Regions from separate parts of the Homo sapiens genome. Here region 1 is linked to region 2. The links are chromatin contacts, found by Hi-C or POLR2A ChIA-PET in ENCODE. All regions are on one chromosome and are shown on one strand. The core of a region is the stretch at or near the end of the contact, and the rest is flanking DNA. Distances in the headings are between cores, read along the strand shown. Region 1 holds the start of EIF2B1 (eukaryotic translation initiation factor 2B subunit alpha). Region 2 holds the start of SRSF9 (serine and arginine rich splicing factor 9).

What was found. Hi-C counts contacts between places; a loop is a spot of excess contacts on that map. ChIA-PET counts read pairs that join two places held with the same protein, here RNA polymerase II (POLR2A). Pooled maps may share reads with other maps.
Region 1: a loop to region 2 is called in a pooled map, with 6 times the contacts of the local background. The contact joins the promoter of EIF2B1 here to the promoter of SRSF9 in region 2. A Hi-C loop is called at or near these places in 1 of 50 pooled maps. POLR2A ChIA-PET finds 5 or more read pairs at or near these places in 2 of 52 experiments (B cell and activated naive CD8-positive, alpha-beta T cell).

The regions. Positions count from the first base shown.
Region 1 is chr12:123,628,325-123,635,244 of GRCh38, reverse strand. It overlaps EIF2B1 (eukaryotic translation initiation factor 2B subunit alpha), which reads left to right and starts at 1,559. Exons shown (of 9, transcript NM_001414.4): 1 at 1,559-1,700; 2 at 2,799-2,900; 3 at 4,712-4,848; 4 at 4,960-5,076. The coding sequence starts at 1,688. It overlaps GTF2H3 (general transcription factor IIH subunit 3), which reads right to left and starts at 1,416. Exons shown (of 13, transcript NM_001516.5): 1 at 1,373-1,416. The coding sequence starts at 1,385. RefSeq lists an enhancer at 1,343-1,532.
Region 2 is chr12:120,465,839-120,472,119 of GRCh38, reverse strand. SRSF9 (serine and arginine rich splicing factor 9) reads left to right here and starts at 2,372. Exons shown (of 4, transcript NM_003769.3): 1 at 2,372-2,698. The coding sequence starts at 2,511. It also overlaps a transcript of DYNLL1 not described here. RefSeq lists silencers at 2,414-2,713, 2,964-3,133.

The DNA.
Region 1 (6,920 bases), core at 310-2,809, 3.2 Mb before region 2:
AAATCACACAACAAAGCACCTAGGACAGAAGCACTTAATACAACTGTGTCTGCCAGACAGAAAAAGCGTTGCCTGTAAAGAAAGGTGTGCATCTATACACATGCAATGACCCTGTGAATTTCCTTCTTTAGTTCGCTACCTCATTTGTAGACAGGAGCAATGCCAGGCCTGCCTCCCTCACAGGGTTGTGGTATGGTTTCACATCAATTAAGAGAGGATGGACAATTATTACAGTTCCTGAAAGGACTCCCCTATCTCTATTCTTGCTCCCCACAGTCCATTTTCCACACAACAGCCACAGTGATCTTTTAAAATTGCAAACCAGATCATAACACTTTCTGGCTTAAAACTCTACAATGTCTTTGTATTGCACCTAAAAATAAAGGCCAACTTCTCTATCACGGCCAATAAGGCCCTGCATGACCTGAAACTGGCTGGTTCTCTGATCTCATCCCTCTAGCCTCCTTTTAAATCTTCAAGACATCTGACTCTGTATGTGGTAGTTTAATGTATGAATGAGTCTCCCCACCATCCTCTACCCGCAAGCTCTCCATTTCTCCCTTCTCAGTGTAACTTGGTGGCTCAATCTGCCACAGGGCCCATGCACTTAAAGTGCACTTCCCCCAGAACTTCACATAATCATTCAAGTCGGTTTCAATATCCTGCACTTTTCCTAGGCCCCTATCTAAAACAGCTCCTCCTCAATCCTAGTCACAATGTACTATTGTAACTAGGACCGTACTGTTACATCATCTTCATAGCTCTTTTCATCCTTTGAAAAATAATTTATTTTTTAATTTTTTATTGACGAGGTCATGCCCTGTCGGCCATGCTGGGTGCAGTACTGCCATAATAGCTCACTGAAGCCTCGAATTCCTGGGCTCAAGTGATTCTCCCGCCTCAGCCTCCCGCGTAGCTGGGACCACAGACACGCGCTACCACGCCCGGCTAATATTTCATTTTTTTTGTAGAGATGGGGTCTGGCTGTGTTGCCCAGGCAGGTCTCGAACTCCCGGCTTCAAGCGATTCTCCCTCCTCGGCCTCCCAAAGTGCTGGGATTACAGGCCTAATCCACCGGGGTGCGACCCGGCCGAAATTATTTTTATTTATTGTCATCTGTTTCACCCAGTAGACTGTAACCTCCACTAAGGCCCCTGTCTGTCACGATCTCTGCTAAAATCCAGAAAATAATGCCTGTACACAGGAGGCGATCCAAAACTATTTACTGAATGAATGACTGAATGCCTTGGCTACTCCTCTAAAGACCAAACGGATTCTATCCAGCCCAAAAGACACATTCCATCTGGCCAGTCGTAGCCGGACCGAGACAGCCGAGCCCCGGAGTCGAAGTCCCGCCCTGCAGGGTCCTCACCGTCTGAAACCATGGCTGTCCCAGCACCTCAGCGCAGAGCAAGTGGTGGTCAGGGGAGCGTCTCAAATCCTGCGCAGCCCAACGTCCGGCGCCGCCAAGTGACGCACGAGGTGCTGTGACTCGTGCCAGCCCCCTAATCTGCGGAAGTGGAGTGCGGGGAGTGCGCCGGAAGAGGGGTACGGAAGTGCGCCGGAAGTGGGGTGCGGAGGTGTGCAGCGCGCTGTCAGACTGGCTCGCAGGCGGCGCGGCCGGCGGACCCGTTCGAGACAGCGCGGGCGGCTCGGGTCCCCTGGGGCTCCGCAGCAGGAGGACGCCATGGACGACAAGGGTAAATCAAGACAGGCCAGGGCTGCTAGGCTACAGCAGCGCCGTTCAGGGGTCCCCCCAACCTCTCACATCCAGGCTGAGCTCCCGAAGAGATTTCTTTTGAATTTCAGGCTGCTCCGCTGGTTGTGTTTCCAGAGTCACAACTAAATCCCTCGCGCTGCTCTTGTTTTCAGGGATGCGCCCTGGCAGTATCTGCAGGCATCCCTCCCACACATACGCTCCTTCCCAGTGCCAGTCTCCTTCCTGCCTTGTTGGATCTGTCATTAAAATTAGAATGAATAAGGCATATTTGATGTGCTCATCTAGTATGGTTATTAAGTGAAAAACAAGGGCAAACTAATACACTTTTCATGTAAAGAAATAAAGGGGAGTGGGTGGAACTCCATGTATAATATTTGTAACATATATGTGTATGTGAATAGACATGTATTAGCATAGACTGTCTGGAGGGGTGCAGGAGAAATTGGCAAGATGGTTGACTCTGGGATCCTCTCAGATTTTAGGACCAAAGAGGCTGAAGAGAGAATGACTTTTCATCATCATTTACTCGGGCTTAATTTTTAGGCCTTGCACACCAGTAGCTTTTTTTTTTTTTTTTTTGAGACGGAGTCTCGCTCTGTCACCCAGGCTGGAGTGCAGTGGCGCAGTCTCGGCTCACTGCAAGCTCCGCCTCCCGGGTTCACGCCATTCTCCTGCCTCAGCCTCCCAAGTAGCTGGGACTACAGGCGCCCGCCACTACGCCCGGCTAATTTTTTGTATTTTTAGTAGAGACGGGGTTTCACCGTTTTAGCCGGGATGGTCTCGATCTCCTGACCTCGTGATCCGCCCGCCTCGGACTCCCAAAGTGCTGGGATTACAGGCGTGAGCCACCGCGCCCGGCCACCAGTAGCTTTTTCAAAATAAAAAAGAGCTCTTGCAAACAGCAAAGTGGTATTTTCTCTATTCCCATCAACATTTATTGCATCCCTGAAACCAAATACCCTAAAAAGAAAGTATTTTTTAAATTGTTTGCTTCTTAAAGTCAACAGTCATTAACAAGCTCTCTTGCCTTATAGGCTGCTAAATGAATTAGGTGAATCACTTTTTTCCCTTTTTCCAGAGTTAATTGAATACTTTAAGTCTCAGATGAAAGAAGATCCTGACATGGCCTCAGCAGTGGCTGCCATCCGGACGTTGCTGGAGTTCTTGAAGAGAGATAAAGGTATATAGAGAGTCATCTGTTAACACTCTGGGACTTAGGATAGTCTTTTTTTTCTTTTCTTTTTTTTTTTTTTTAAAGAGACGGAGCCTCACTCTGTCACCCAGGCTGGAGTGCAGTGGCGAGATCTTGGCTCACTGCAACCTCCGCCTCCTGGGTTCAAGCAATTCTCCTGCCTTGGCCTCCTGAGTAGCTGGGATTATAGGTGTGCACCACCTTGTCCGGCTAATTTTTTTGTATTTTAGAGACAGGGTTTCACCATGTTACCCAGGCTGGTCTCGAACTCCTGAGCTTAGGCAATCTGCCCGCTTTGGCCTCCCAAAGTGCTAGGATTACAGGTGTGAGCCACTGTGCCCGGCCGTTTGTTTTTTTTGAGACAGAGTTTTGCTCTTGTCTCCCAGGCTGGAGTGCAATGGCACAATCTCGGCTCACTGCAACCTCTGCCTCTCAAGTTCAAGCGATTCTCCTGCCTCAGCCTTCTGAGTAGCTGGGATTACAGGCATGCACCACCACGCCTGGCAAAATTTTTTTTTTTTTTTTTGAGACGGAGTCTCGCTCTGTCACCCGGGCTGGAGTGCAGTGGTGCCATCTTGGCTCACTGCAGGCTCCGCTTCCCAGGTTCATGCCATTCTCCTGCCTCAGCCTCCAGGTAGCTGGGACTACAGGCGCCCGCCACCATGCCTAGCTAATTTTTTGTATTTTTAGTAGAGACGGGGTTTCACTTTGTTAGCCAGAATGGTCTCGATCTCCTGACCTCGTGATCCGCCCATGTCGGCCTCCCAAAGTGCTGGGATTGCAGGCGTGAGCCACCGGGCCCGGCCAAATTTTTTTATTTTTAGTAGAGACAGGGTTTCACCATGTTGGCCACAGTGGTCTTAAACTCCTAGCCTCAGGTGATCCGTCCGCCTCGCCCTCCCAAAGTGCTGAGATTACAGGCGTGAGCCACCATGTTCGGCCAGGAAAGTCTTCTAATGACTCTTAGAAATGTAGAAAGTGAGAGATGCATGTTTGCCTGCATAAAGTAGTAATACAGCTCCAAGCTCAGCTTCTGCCTTCATTTCAGACCTTTCAATCTGGAGAGAGCTCTTACGTTGTCATGAAAAGGATCCCTTTCATAAGTGAAACAGACTTTGAATCGAGAGTGACTATGTTATATTGTGTTAACCATGATGCGTAAATTTCAGTAGCAGTTCAGCTTTATAAGTGTTTATTAGGCCTCCACCTTGTGCCAGATTCTGTACAGATGCTACAGGGAATATTCCAGAATAAATTCTGGTATTAGTATTATTTATTGTGATCCCCTAATTCAGCACCCTAAATGTAAGCATCTGGGTATAGCATGAAATCTTGTATAAGCAAAATAATAATGCAGCCTTTAATCTGAAGGGCTTGCCTAGAGACACATGTCTTTAAGGCAACCTCCAGTGTCTTCCCATTGTTCTTAAAATAACATCCAAACAACCTTAGCCTCACCCATACCACCTTGCAGACCTCATCTGCCGCTGCTACTTAATGTCTTTCCATGCCTCAGCCTCCCAAAGTGCTGAGATTACAGGCGTGAGCCACCATGCCCAGCCACCCAGCTTTATTTCTATGTGTGCTTGTTTACTATCCGCTTCCTCTATTACAATCAAAACTCCATCACAGCAGAACCCTACCTGTCTTGTTCACTGATGTATCCCTAGCATCTAGAATAGTGCCTGGTATATAGTATGTACCTAGTAAATATTCACTGAATGAATGAATGAATTGAAGATACAGGTCGGGGCTGTGGCCCTAATGTGAACATCACATTCCTTGTTGGATCATTCCAGGGGAGACAATCCAGGGTCTGAGGGCGAATCTCACCAGTGCCATAGAAACCCTGTGTGGTGTGGACTCCTCTGTGGCAGTGTCCTCTGGCGGGGAGCTCTTCCTCCGCTTCATCAGTCTTGCCTCCCTGGAATACTCCGTAAGTGCCTGTTCTCCCTGGGGTTACCTTTCCACTTCTCTGTTTAGTGACAGACATTCTCAGCATTAACTGGATCTTCCCTGTCCCCTCAGTTTGCTCTTTTCTTCCTAGGATTACTCCAAATGTAAAAAGATCATGATTGAGCGGGGAGAACTTTTTCTCAGGAGAATATCACTGTCAAGAAACAAAATTGCAGATCTGTGCCATACTTTCATCAAAGATGGAGCGGTGAGTGGATAATCATCATGGTGGTAAGGAGGAGCAACGGTTTCGAGTCCGACTGCCTGGGGTAAAATCCGGGCTCTGCCACTCACTTGCTGTGGAGACTTGAACAAGTAACTTAACCTGTCTGTGCAGCTTTCTCATCTGTTAAATAAGGATGACAATAGTACCTACCTCCTTGGGTTGTTGTGAGGATTAAATGAGGCAAGACATGTAAGGGGCAAGGGGTGTGAGGGCTTGGTATTGTGCCTGGCACTTAGTAAGTGCTGCATGAATGTAGGTCTTGTTATTAGAGATGGTTGTCATTGTAAACAGGCAGAGAGGGACAGTGGGACAGCACGTGTGATTCTTGATTTATTTTATTTATTTATTTATTTATTTTGAGACGGAGTCTTGCTCTGTCACCCAGGCTGGAGTGCAGTGGCGCGATCTCAGCTCACTGCAAGCTCCGCCTCCTGGGTTCACACCATTCTCCTGCCTCAGCCTCCCGAGTAGCTGGGACTACAGGTGCCCACCAGCAAGCCCAGCTAATTTTTTTTATTTTTAGTAGAGACGGGGTTTCACTGTGTTAGCCAGGATGGTCTCGATCTCCTGACCTTGTGATCCACCCGCTTCGGCCTCCCAAAGTGCTGGGATTACAGGCGTGAGCCACCGCACCTGGCCCTGATTCTTGATTTAATACAGTGTTTTACTAAAGAAGTATTTTTATGATTGTATGTGTAGTAAATCTGAATTAACAGAACAGCTCTTGTCACTGGTTAACACTGAGGACTTTCTTAGTGAAGGTTAGCAATAGAGGGAAATTGAGGGAAATTTTCTTTTTAACTTCATTTTAGATGCTATTACAGAGATGTAAAGCCACGCAGTGTTTATAAGTGAGGAAAGACAGGAGGTGCAAGTTGAACCATCTTCCAGTAAAGGTGTAATGAAACTATCATAATGCCCCTCCCACCAGCATACGTCCTTTTGCCACCTAGGCCTCCCCTGATCATAAAATCATTTACTTGCATTTTGACTCTTAAATCTTGTCCTCCATTTTATTAGCCCCTTCCCAACCTTTGAAGTATGTTATTAAATAAATGGCATAATAGATGTGAGTGAAACTTGTAGAAAAGCCAGTTGCAAACGAAGCCTTTTTTGGGCAAGTGGAGGCAAGGTTGTGACTTCCTCTCGCTGGGGCCTTCTCCTTCCACAGACCTGCTGTGCCGTCAGTATTGTGCGGGTTTCGTTTGCTCTAGTGTAGTGTGGTATGTATGTACTTTACCTGCAGTCACCTACTCAGGACTGATTTAGACAAAATTTATAGCAGAGCTGCTCAGATTTGCACATGCAGAGGAGTCAGCTGGGGTCTTATTAAATGCAGATCGGGATTCAGTGGGTTTGGGCTAGGGTCCACGAACCTGCCTTCCTAACGGGTTCTCAGGTGAGACCCAGAAAGGAGCTAGAGAGCTGGTTCTGCCCCCTTGTCTTATTCTGTCTTCTGCACTCTTCCATAGAAAAGAGGTTATGGAGGCTGGGCATGGTGGCTCATGCCTGTAATCCCAGCACTTTGGAAAGCCAAGACACGCAGATTGCTTGAGTCCAGGAGTTCAAGACCAGCCCGGGCAACATGGCAAAACTTCATCTCTACTAAAAATACAAAAAGTTAGCCAGGCGTGGTGGCACACTCCTGTGGTCCCAGCTACTTGGGAGGCTCAGGTGGGAGAATCACCTGAACCCAGGAAGTTGAGGCTGCAGTGAGCTGAGATCATACCACTGCACTTCAGCCTGGGCAATTGGAGTGAGATCCTGTCTCACCAAAAAAAAAAAAAAAAAAAAAAAAAGAGGTTATGGGCCTACTGTGGTGGCTT
Region 2 (6,281 bases), core at 1,123-3,622:
TTTAACTGTAAATTACTGTGACTTTAATATCTCTGTCATATTAAAAACATGACTTAATAATTGTGTAACATTCAAAGTTAATGTGTTGAGCCACTCCCTTATTATCAAGTTTAATTTTTTTAATTGCACAGAATGCAATGATAAATATACACATGTAATTTATTATGAGAATCTCTTGCTTATTTCCGTCTGATAAAAATCCTACAAGCAGCTGGGCGCGGTGGCTCACGCCTGTATTCCCAGCACTTTGGGAGGCTGAGGCAGGCGGATCACGAGGTCAGGAGATTGAGATCATCCTGGCTAACACGGTGAAACCCTGTCTCTACTAAAAATATAAAAAAATCAGCCGGGCGTGGTGGCAGGCACCTGTAGTCCCAGCTACTCAGGAGGCTGAGGCGGGAGAATGGCATGAACCTGGGAGGCGGAGCTTGCAGTGAGCCGAGATCACGCCACTGCACTGCAGCCTGGGTGACAGTGTAAGACTCCGTCTCAAAACAAACAAACAAAAAATCCTACAAGCAGAATTACAAGATCGAAGGGTATATGTATATTATGAAAGCCTGATGTATACTATCAACTTGTATTCCAAAAAAGATATACACTCAGTAGTATATGTGGGTGTCTAGTCTTTGGTTTGTTTTGATTTTAAAATGCTCAGATGGTATAATGAGAAATCAACTACCTTCTGATTAAATGTGTGGTTTTAGTCCCTTTTTTTGTTTGTTTTTGTTTTGTCTTGTTTTTGAGACAGAGTCTCCCTCTGTCACCCAGGCTGGAGGAGTGCAGTGGCACAATCTCGGCTCACTGCAACCTCTGCCTCCCAGATTCAAGCGATTCTCGTGCCTCATCCTCCCAAGCAGCTGGGACTACAGGCGTGCCACCAAGCTTGGCTAATTTTTTTTTTTTTTTGTATTTTTAGTAGGGGGGCGGGTCTTGCCATGTTGGCCAGGCTGGTCTTGAACTCCTGGCCTCAAGTGATCCACCCACCTCAGCCTCCTAAAGTGCTGGGATTACAGGCATGAGCCACCACGCCCAGCCAGGTTTCATTTTTAATATGAAAAATCTTTATTTATTTTTGAGACAGTCTCACTCTGTCACCCAGGCTGAAGTGCAGTGGCATGATCTCGGCTCACTGCAACCTTCGCCTCCCGGGCTCAAGCAATTCTCCTGCCTCAGCCTCCCGCGTAACTGGGATTATAGGAACACGCCACCACGCCCAGCTAATTTTTGTATTTTTAGTAGAAACGGGGTTTCCCCATGTTGCCCAGGCTAGTCTCGAACTACTGACCTCAAGTGATCCTCCCGCCTTGGCCTCTCAAAGTGTTGGGATTACAGGCGTGAGCCACCGCACCCAGCCTGAACAATCTTTAGGTTAGGAGTATTCCAGCCGGGCGCCGGGCTCAAGCCGGTAATCCAACACTTTGGGAGGCCAAGGCTGGAGGATCGGTTGAGCCCAGGAGTTCGAGACCAGCCTCTCTACAAAAAAAATAGAAAATAAACTAGCTGGACGCAGCGCAGACCCCTCACGGCGCCCCGAGGTGGGAGGATCACCTGAGTCCAGCGAGATCGAGACTGCAGTGAGCCGTGTTCGCGCCATTGCACTCCAGCCTGAGCAACAGAATAAGACCCTGTATCAAAAACAAACAAAAAGTCTTCTGGTGCAAGGCCTCACTGTAAGGTCCCTGGGTTCAATGCTCCGCGTTCTGGGATGTGAATGTGGAAAAGTAAGTGCCAAGGTGGGTGTCTACCTGAGCTCCATAAGGACTCAGTACTTAGGATGGGAGCATGGCTCTGGGTTCCATTCCTGACCCCTCTGTGGCCTCAGACTCTGCCCGGGAGAGGATGAAAAGCACAAGTCGGATGCACTCTATAGTGATCGCTGTGATACTCATTAAGAGTCTTACTCCCTCGACTCCGACAAACTCAAGGCCAAGCTATGGAGTCCATCTCATGCTGACACCGTCAGTTCTGAGCAACTGTAAAATGGGGACAGGGTGGCCCGGGGGCCTACTGACCTGAGGTGGGGGCCGCGACAGCCCGGCCGCTGCGGGGTCAGCCTGCGGTCTCCGCCTGACTCCAGCTCTCCTGCGCCCCGCAGGCCCTGGGCGCTACCCACGTCAGTGAGTGCTCACAAGTCTGTGAGGTAGGCGGCGCCACAGAGAGAAACTGAGGCGCGGGAGCCCAAGCCACTTGTCCAGCGCCTCAGCCGAGCGCGAACCGCGCTCGGGGATGGCATCCACACGGCCCGGCCCCAGGCTCTCCCTGTCAGCGCCCGAAGGCCCTTCGCACCTCCAGGGGGCGCCGGCCTGCGCGCACGCGCAATGGTCGCAGCCGCGTTCTCTTTAAGAGGACTCCTTTTGCCTCCGCCGACCCCTTCGCTTCCGCTCCGCGTTCCCACAATGCAGTGCGGCTGAGCGCCTCGGAGCCCGCGGGGACGCTGCGGGGGGACCCGTGCTGAGGCGGCGGCGGCGACGTGGGCTGCGGCGGGCCCGCGGCGTCGGGCGGTGCGGATGTCGGGCTGGGCGGACGAGCGCGGCGGCGAGGGCGACGGGCGCATCTACGTGGGGAACCTTCCGACCGACGTGCGCGAGAAGGACTTGGAGGACCTGTTCTACAAGTACGGCCGCATCCGCGAGATCGAGCTCAAGAACCGGCACGGCCTCGTGCCCTTCGCCTTCGTGCGCTTCGAGGACCCCCGGTGAGGCCCCCGCGCCCCTGCCCTCTCCTCCTCGGTGCCTGAGGCCCCCGCCTTCCCTGCTGTCCCCTCCCCCAGGGCTCCCCTCCCCCCGGCCTCCCCTCCCCCCGCCTCCGCGCAGACCCCTCACGGCGCCCCCTCACGGGTGGAGGATGAGGCAGCCTCTCCTCGCAGGCCCGGGCCGTCCTTCGCGCCGTCGTCACTTCCTTTATTTTTATTATTCCAATATTTTACTTAGAAACCCAAAAGCTGAGCCTTTGGAGGGCCCAAGCCCGCCTGCACCGGCCTCGGGGGGTCCAAATGAGCCTTGTCCGCCTCCTGCCTGGGGCAGCACCGTAGGGGGAAGCGGCCGCGGGGCAGCGCGGGGGTCGCCGTTCGCCCTTCCCGCTCGCCTCTCCCCCGGCCCGTGCTCGCCGTGGCTGGAGAGCAAGCTGCAGGGTCGCGGATGCCGCTGGAGGTCGTGGAGGGATCTCTGGTGGAATAGCTCGCCGTTCGCGCGCCCCGCCCCGCAGGCCAGGGCCCGGGCTTTGTAAAGGGATCACGGATTCGGGAAAACTTCTAAAACAGCCGGAGTGGGGCTCTGATTTCACTTCCCTCCTTTGATGAGGGAGGCTTGGCGAGATGCTAAAGGTTCCAGGGATTTGGAAACTCTAGATTCCTAACCCCGCTCTAAGGAGTGCTTGTGATTTTGCAAACAGCGTCGGCCCTCAGGCCGGAAAAAGCCCAGGAACTTTCAAAACTGTGGTTGGTGGTGGTTAGCAGCTGCGGCGCTGACCTGGTCACTCCACTCCGGCCAAATAAGAGCCCGCACCCTGTTTTCCTAGCATCATTTGCTCCCGGGGAACGCGGAATGTTCGTAGGGTGTCCGACCTACCTGGGGTGGACGTATTGATAGGGCAAGGGGAGCATCTGAGGAAGGGCAGGCAGGAAGCACCGCGAGGCGTTGATGGCTGAAGAGTCGACTCTGACAGCTCATCCCTAGTATCTCCTCATTTGCCTCAAAACCGGAACTGGGCATTTTTACCCCTAAGCCGGAGAAGGCTATGCCTCGCTTATTTAGTAACCGTGCCATTGTGGTTTTTCAACAGTTGCTATGGGTCAAGTGCCATGGTGTGTATTTAGCTTTTTTTCTTTCCTTCTTATTTTTTTAGATTGATAAATTAGGGGTTTCACCATGTTGCTCAGGCTGGTCTGGAACTCCTGAGCTCAGGTGATTCTCCCGTCTCAGCGGATCAAATTGTTAGGATTACAGGCGTGAGCAACCCGCCCAGCCTGTATTTAGTATTTTTAACAATTTATGAGGTGTAGGTACTATTTTTTTTTTTTTTTTGAGACAGGTCTTCACTCTTGTTGCCCAGGCTGGAGTGCTGTGGTGCGATCCCGGCCCACCGCAACCTCCGCCACCTGAGTTCAAGCGATTCTCCCGCTTCAGCTTCCCAGTAGCTGGGATTACAGGCGCCCGCCATCATGCCTGGCTGATTTTTCTATGTTCAGCAGATACGGGGTTTCTCCATGTTGGCCAGGTTTGTCTTGAACTCCTAACCTCAAGTGATCCACCCACCTCAGCCTCCCAAAATGCTGAGGTTACAGGCCTGAGCCACCACGCCAGGCCGGGATCAATGGATTTGAACTCCCTCTTCTGTTTTTCGAATGCAAACTTACTATATGATACGCTACATTGTCATCTTCCCTCATTCCTTTCATAATAGAAAAACTATCTTTTGGTGTCACTAGATGTGAAGATTCAAGCAAAGCATTTCATGTAGTATCTTATTTAACCATTACAATAACCCTGTGAGATAGGCATACTGTTCACATTAGAGATGTAAAAACTTGATTAAACACTTACCCAGAGATGACTACTAGTAATTTGCAGAATAGTGATTTGAATGCAGGCTAATTTTATTTATTTATTGTATTTATTGAGATGGAGTCTGGCTCTGTCGTGCAGGCTGGAGTGTAGCGGCACAGTCTCAGCTCACTGCAACCTTCGCCTCCTGGGTTCAAGAGATTCTCGTGCCTCAGCCTCCTGAGTAGCTGGGATTACAGCTGCGCGATGCCATGCCCAGCTAATTTTTATCTTTTTAGTAGAGACGAGGGGTTTCACCAGGTTGCCCAGACTGGTCTCAAGCTGCTAACCTCAAGTGATCCACCTCCCAAAGTGCTGGGATTACAGGCATGTGCCACAGCGCCTGGCCTGAATGCTGGCCAGTTTTTATTCAGAGTTGTTCTGACCTCCTAGCAGTTCTGCCTCTCCCAGTCTGCATTTTACGTAGTCAAGGTTGCACTGGATATGGTCATTGTTGCTTTTAGTTCTAAAATCTTACAAGTGATTATGTGCCTGTGACACTGAACAATGCCTTCATTAGCACATTCAGCTCCTCTTGTCCACCCAAGCTCCAAGGTCACACTTTCTACCATCCAATACTGGAGAATCAACGTGGCATTCCTGACTCTCCTAGAGTCCTAGGAAAGACTTAAAGTAATTTTATTGAATATTTATCTCTTTTGGCAAAATTGTATCCAAAGAATGTTTTTTGACAAAAATAGTTCTCCAAACCATGCTGAAAAGGTACACTTAGAGTTCCAAGGCCAGGCGCAGTGGCTTATGCCTGTAATCCTAGCACTTTGGGAGACTGAGGGGAAGGATCGCCTGAGCCCAGGAGTTCAAGACCAGGCTGGCCAGCAGAGGGAGACCTGTCTCTACAAAAAATCCAAAAATTAGCTGGGTGCAGTGGTACACGCCTGTGGCCCTAGCTATTCAGGAGGCTGAGGTGGGAGGATTGCTTGCGCCCAAGAGTTAGAAGCTGCTGTGAGTTATGCTCCAGCCACTGCACTCAGCCTTGGTGACAGAGCAAGACCCCGTTTCAAAAAAAAAAAAAGTTCCACATTCATCACAAAACACTCATTTGCATTTTTCTTTTGTCCTTTGAGCCTTATTTATTTATTTTTTTAAAAGACCGGGTCTCACTATATTACCCAGGCTGGCCTGACCTGGGCTCAAACATCATGCCCAGCTACTTTATTTACCCTCAAATACTCTCCTATCTAACTGGCTACTTTTTTTTTCCTGTTTTTTGGGACAGGGTCTCTGTCACCCAGGCTGGAGTACAGTAGTGTGATCTTGGCTCTGCACTCCCATCTCAGCCTCTCAAGTAGCTGGGACTACAGGCGTGCAACACCATGCCTGGCTAACCGCCTACTTTTTATTTCCATAGACTTTATGGCACTAGGCTTTGTAGAAAAATATTAAGGGGTTAGTGTGTGGTGTGCTTTTCGAGAAAATGCTCACGAAGATTAGAAAAACACTGATGGTTTATTGGCAAAATCAATAATCTGTCAGCAGTTGATTCTTTTTTTTCTCTGAATTAGCCCTCTTATGAGTAATCTGTTTGCTCATTCATTATAATTTCATACCTCTAAAACTGCGTGTGACAGCTGTAAAGGTTAATTCCAGTATCATGAAACGTCTCCAAACCAAAGCAGAAGTGCTTCAGGATCCTGATTTGTGTGTTTTTTTCTTCACTCTAGGTTTCCCTTTTATGCTTACTACTCATGCCCCTCACTTGGAAAGTCACTTGGCCTC